Regions from separate parts of the Mus musculus genome. Here region 2 is linked to region 1. A link is a loop called in an ENCODE intact Hi-C map of the cell type or tissue named here. Cell type or tissue: heart. All regions are shown on one strand. Each heading gives the region's core, and the rest is flanking DNA. Links, peaks and the distances in the headings are about the cores only.

Region 1 (2,917 bases), core at 137-2,636:
TATATACACACATACACGATAGATATTAATAAGATAAAAATATAAGATGTCATTGTCATTCTCTCTACTTTTGTGTTTGAAATTTTACAACAGAGCTTTTAAAAAAATTAAAAAGAAATAGTAAAATGTTTGCTATCATGTTTTGTGTATGTATCGTTACCTAGTATCTTTAATTTACACTACATCCTTTTTAATTGTTGTTATTATTTCATTTACATTCCAAATGTTGCCCCCCTTCCTGGTCCCTCTTTCCAGAGTTCTTCACCCCATCCTCCCTCCCCTTCGCCTCTGGGAAGGTACACACACATCCCAGCATTCCCCTTCCTGGGGTATCAAGTCTCTAAGGAGTAGGTGCATCCTCTCCCACTGAGCCCAGACAAGGCAGTCAGTCCTGTGTTACATATGTGCAGGGCCACGGATCAGCCCGTGTATGCTCTTTGGTTGGTGGCTTAGTCTCTAGGACCTCCCAGGAGTCCCCGTTAGTTAATACTGTTGGTCTTCCTATGGGGTTGCCATACTCTTCAGCTCCTTCAATCCTTTCCATAGGGGTCTCGAACTCAGTCCAATGGTTGGCTGTAAGTATCTGCATCTGATTCAGTCAGCTGTTGGTAGAACCTTTCAGAAGACAGCTATGCTAGGCTGCAAGCACAACATGGCATCAGTAATTGTATCCGGGTTTGGTGCCTGTGCGTGGGATGGATCCCAAGTTGGGCCGGTCATGGGATAGCCTTTCTTCAGTCTCTGCCCCGTTTTTGTCCCTGCTTTTCCTTTATACAGGAACAATTCTGCGTCAAACCAAATCCAGAAAGCAGCAGATTTTCATCCATTTTACAAAGGCGTTGAGATAGCAGCACCTCTGCTCTTTAGCTCCCTCTACGAATCATTGGCCAACTATAAGAGGCAGCCTATAGCCACCAGGCTCCAGGTTTCTGCTTCCCTTAGTATATTTGTCGTCCATGTTAGGGGTGGGGGGGCGGTGTCACTAAACCGGCATACAAATGACTCATGTGTATCATGTTCATCAGGCAAAATGTGAGTTCTTATTTGAACATCCGAAAGAGGAAGGAAAAAAACAAACAAACAAAAAAACCTACCACTTAAAGATTGTAGTCCCTGGAATAAAGAACACAAGTATAATAAAAGTTCTCTGAGTAGTTTGCATCTTCTTGACTTTTTTTTCTTTTTCAGTTTATGCGTTCATTTTACATCCTGATTAATTTCTAAACTATGTAGAGAACCGAGGCTCGCTAGGGAGACGAGAGCGAGCGTTTAGAGCGAGGCTGGGGCGGGAGTCGCACACCCAGGGAGGCCCAGCGATGGGTCTGTTCCACCTTAAGAGGCGCCAGCCTCTCCCCGCTCTGAGCAAGCTCTCGGCTCCGCCCACCCCGGTGTCAGCCCGGCCCGGAACGCGGAGGAGAGGAGGGAGGAGAGCGGCGGTAGGCGGATGGAAAGATCCGCGCCCCCGGCTGCCGGCCCAGCGTCCGGGGCTGGGAGCGCAGCGCGGGCTCCGAGATAGACCCGCGAGCCACTGCAAAGGCGGCTGAGACGGGGCCCGCGGGGCCATCCCGGGTGGGCGCCGGGGCACCAGACTGGATCCGAGATAGACCCGGACGCTGGCAGCACAGACTGTACAAAGTTGTAACTTCCCCGGTGCCCGGACGCCTAGCGTCAAGGCATTTCCAAAAAGGGGGGGGGGGCATGCCTCTCCTTTGTCCTGACTGGTGGAGTTGAGCATGGGCTGGGCCCTGGACTGAGCGAGGGTTGGCCACCTGGGTAGTCCATCAAAGGATGATGCGGTGAAGGGTGGCCATTTGGGGAGGAAGTAAAGATTATTTTGGTACCTCCTCCCCCAGTTAGTGATTGGCGGAGGTTTGCCGTGATGTAAAACAGGGCATAAAAATGTCCGTAAAGGTACCGGGCCTATTGGCCGGTCTCTCAGGGAGGAATTCTAGGGTGGACCGTGAAGAGCCAGCCGACGCTGGTTTTGTAGGGGAGGACCAAATGGGTTGACACCCGGAAATGAGTTAGGAAGGGAACTCAGGGAAAGCGAGGGAAACCGGCTCACCTACTTTGCCCTCACAAAGGTCATTTCCTGCATGGGATCGATAGTTTCCTGTTTACTTACTCCTCGGGAGGGAGCGCGTACACTGGCTTCCTGGAATATACCCGATATTCACACTTAACTTTTGAGCCCAGGCTTCCCTTTTAGTCACGGTACCAACGGGAATGAATGAAATGGTGAAAAGGAAACGCAAGGGATTTATCTCCACGTAGAGAACGGAAATGGAGTGGGGCTGGAGGTTGTCTTTCATGCACGCAAGAAGACAAAACTAGGCGTGTTGGCGTACACCTGTGATGTGAGGTGAAGGCAGGATGAGGATGTTCAGAAGTTCAAAGTCATCCTCGACTACGTAGAGAGAAGCAAGTCTGGATTAAATTTGACGATGGGGGAGGGGCGTATTGATGGTTGAAAGTGAAAAGAACTCAAAATAAACTAGCTTGGTGACTCACCCCTTTAATCCTGTAGTTTGGGAGGCTTGCAGGCTAATTTCTGAATTTGAGGCAAGCCTGCTCAAACACAGCGAGATCCAGGACAGCCCAATTAGACTCAAAAAAAAAAAAATCTGAACTGAAACTCTTCTGCATAGGCAGGCACTTCACTCTCTTGTGTCTGGGACAGGCAGTGCATACACAGAAGAAGACAAAGTATGAGGGGAAAGATATTATTTTTAAAGATGCCCTTGTATGTCTTATGAACCCTCCCCACTTTTTAAATTCTCACTTAACCACTTGTGTTATAAAAATAATTACATGTGTTCATTAATTCATAATTAAATTTTGAAAAGAAGGCAATGAACTTGAGTTTGTTGGTTTTTTTTTTTTTTAATAGTATAGAATAAAGTTTATTCAGGGCCTG
Region 2 (2,917 bases), core at 94-2,593, 210 kb after region 1:
CTAAGGTGGGCAGATTGCTTTTTCTGCGGTCTGTCCCTGGGCCTCAAGGTCAGCTCCAGTTCAACCTGCAGGGTGCGCTTAAGGATTGGAGCAGCAACCGACTGAAGAACTTGGACTTACACTTAGAGATTCTGGTCAAAGAGGACAGATACTCCAGGGTAACTGTCCAGCCCGAGAACCCCTGTGACCGGCTGCTCCGCTCTCTCCATGCCTCGCTGCTGGTGGTAACCCTCAATCCTAAACACTGTCATCCTTCTTCCAGAAAAAGGAGGGCGGCCATCTCTGTCCCCAAGGGTTTCTGTAGGAACTTCTGCCACCGTCATCAGCTGTTCATCAACTTCCAGGACCTGGGTTGGCACAAGTGGGTCATCGCCCCTAAGGGGTTCATGGCAAATTACTGTCATGGAGAGTGCCCCTTCTCAATGACCACGTATTTAAATAGTTCCAATTATGCTTTCATGCAGGCTCTGATGCATATGGCTGACCCCAAGGTCCCCAAGGCTGTCTGTGTCCCCACCAAGCTCTCGCCCATCTCCATGCTCTATCAGGATAGTGATAAGAACGTCATTCTCCGACATTATGAAGACATGGTAGTCGATGAGTGTGGGTGTGGGTAGTCTCGGGACTAGGCTAGGAGTGTGCTTAGGGTAAATCCTTTAATAAAACTACCACCCCACCTTTGGCTTATGCTCTCTTGAATCGGACATGTCTGTCATCATGGTTCATGAGCCCCACAATTACACACATTTGTGTATGACTATGGACCCCTTGGTGAGCTTACTTAATTTGTGCTCATTATGCATAGTAGCTGGGCTTCTTGTTCTTGTTTGAAACAAGGTCTTATTATACATCTTTGCTGGCCTTGAACTCATGGCAATTCTCTTTCCTCTACCTCCTGTGTGCTGGGATTACAGCTGTGTGCCACCAGGACCAAAAAAAAAATTTTTTTTTTTGAAACAGGAAACATGGTCTCTATACCAGGCTGTCCTATAACTATGTAGACCAGGCTAACCTCAAACGCACAAGAGATCAAACTGCCTCTGCTTCCTGAATCCTAGAATTAAAGGCCTGCCCTGTACCATATTATATCCAATTGTATATCTTAAGATTTTAAAATTATTTTGAGAAAATATAACATAGAAAAATTTACGTGAGCTTTAAAAATGTTCACTTGTTTGTTTTATGTGTGGGTGCTTGTGTAAGTGCACGGTGTACATGCAGGAACCCGTGGCGGCCAGAAGAGGGAGTCAGATCCCCTGAAGTTACAGGTGATCATGCGTCTCCTCCATGTGGATGCTCAAGTGGGTCCTGCACAAGAGCAGGCAGCGCTCTTACTGCTGAGCCAGTTCTTTTTTCTGTGTAATCCTGGCAGTCCTGGAACTCACTCCGTAGACCAGGCTGGCCTCGAACTCAGAAATCTGCCTGCCTCTGCCTCCCAAGTGCTGGGATTAAAGGTGTGCGCCACCACCGTCTGGCTTCCTGGGGTTTTCTTAATAAATTTACTTCAACTGAATTATTACAGCAAGATTTTGTTAAGGTGTTTGAATAGATATTGGATTATGTGTACACGTGTTTGATACTTTCCTATCCTTTTTTTAAAGGAATTATTTATTTATTTTTTGTATATAAGTACACTGTAGCTGTCTTCAGACACACCAGAAGAGGGCATCAGATCCCATTATAGATGGTTGTAACCTACCATGTGGTTGCTGGGAATTGAACTAAGGACCTCTGGAAGAGCAGTCAGTGCTTTTAACCTCTGAGCCATCTCTCCAGCCCCCTATTTTTTAAAAAATAATTTATATATATAAATATATGTATTATAAAATTATATATAGAAATAATTCTATTTTATGTGCATTGGTGTTTTGACTGTATATATGTCTGTACAGGGTGTCAAATCCCTTGGAACAGGAGTTATAGACAGTTGTGAGCTGCCAGGTGGATGCTGGAACCTGACCCTGGGAGAGCAGCCATTGCTCTTAACCACTGAGCTGTCTTTCCAGCCCAATTCTTTCTTCTTCTAATTAGCTAGAGCTGACAGCTTGGCACAGCCCAGAGTTATTATCTCAGGGAGACTCAATGGGGAATTGCCTTGATCAGACCGGCATTCGGGTTATGTCTGAGGACATCTTATTGATGGTTGATTGATGTGAGAGGGCCCAGCCCACTCTGGGCAGTGCTACCCCTGAGCAGGTGGACCTGGGGTGTATAAGAAGAAAGCTGAGAGGCTAGAGAGATGGCTCAGTAGTTAAGAGCATGCGCTGCTCTTGCAGAAAACCAGAGTTCAGTTCCCAGCTCCCATGTACTCTAGTGCCAGTAAATCTCACACACACACACACACACACACCTAAAAATAAAATAAATAAATAAATAAAATAAGGAAGAAAAGAAGAAAGAAAAGCAGGTTGAGCAAACCATGAGGGAAAAGCCAGTATTCAGCATTTCTCCATGGTCTCTCCCCTTCAGTTTCTGCTTCCTGTTCCTCTTTTAAGTTTCTGCTCTGACTTCTCTCAGTGATGAATTGTTCTCTGGGGTGTAAGATGAAAGAAGTCCTTTCTTCTCCAGGCTGTGTTTGTTTGTTTGACACAGCAATAGTAAAGCAAAGCAGGACCTTTCTATAAAAGTTATTAAAAGGGAGGCTGGAGAGAAGGCTCAGCAGGTAAGAGGTGACTGTGGCTAAATTTTGTGCACTGGAGTTCAGAACCCAGCAACTATGTAACAAGCCTGGTGTTCTGCAAACACCTCTCACTTTGGTTCTGAGGGGTCCTACACTCTCTTCTGTACACACACACACACACACACACACACACACACACACACACATCTGGACTTTTTGTTTATGTGAGACAGGGTTTCTGTGTAGTCCTGGCCATCCTGGAATTCTCTCAGTAGGCTATGCTGGTCTTGAACTCAG

The links. Peaks named below come from ENCODE experiments on the same cell type or tissue, not always from the same donor. Only the 100,000 strongest peaks of a DNase experiment are listed, where the experiment ranks them.
Region 2: a loop joins it to region 1, with 3 times the contacts of the local background. A loop is called at or near these places in 2 of 42 quality-filtered maps.

The regions. Positions count from the first base shown.
Region 1 is chr6:122,809,923-122,812,839 of GRCm38, reverse strand. No RefSeq gene overlaps it. Among named protein-coding and RNA genes, the nearest start is that of Foxj2, 8.8 kb to the left of the region's middle. In heart, for the core only: CTCF peaks have their summits at 862 and 1,469; DNase peaks (open chromatin) are centred at 659, 1,389 and 1,819; H3K4me3 peaks cover 2,392 bases; H3K27ac peaks cover 2,396 bases.
Region 2 is chr6:122,604,006-122,606,922 of GRCm38, reverse strand. Gdf3 (growth differentiation factor 3) reads left to right here. Exons shown (of 2, transcript NM_008108.5): 2 at 1-1,520. The coding sequence ends at 617. Among named protein-coding and RNA genes, the nearest start is that of Apobec1, 3.0 kb to the right of the region's middle. In heart, for the core only: a CTCF peak has its summit at 1,227 (motif pointing right); no DNase peak of the experiment used is centred there.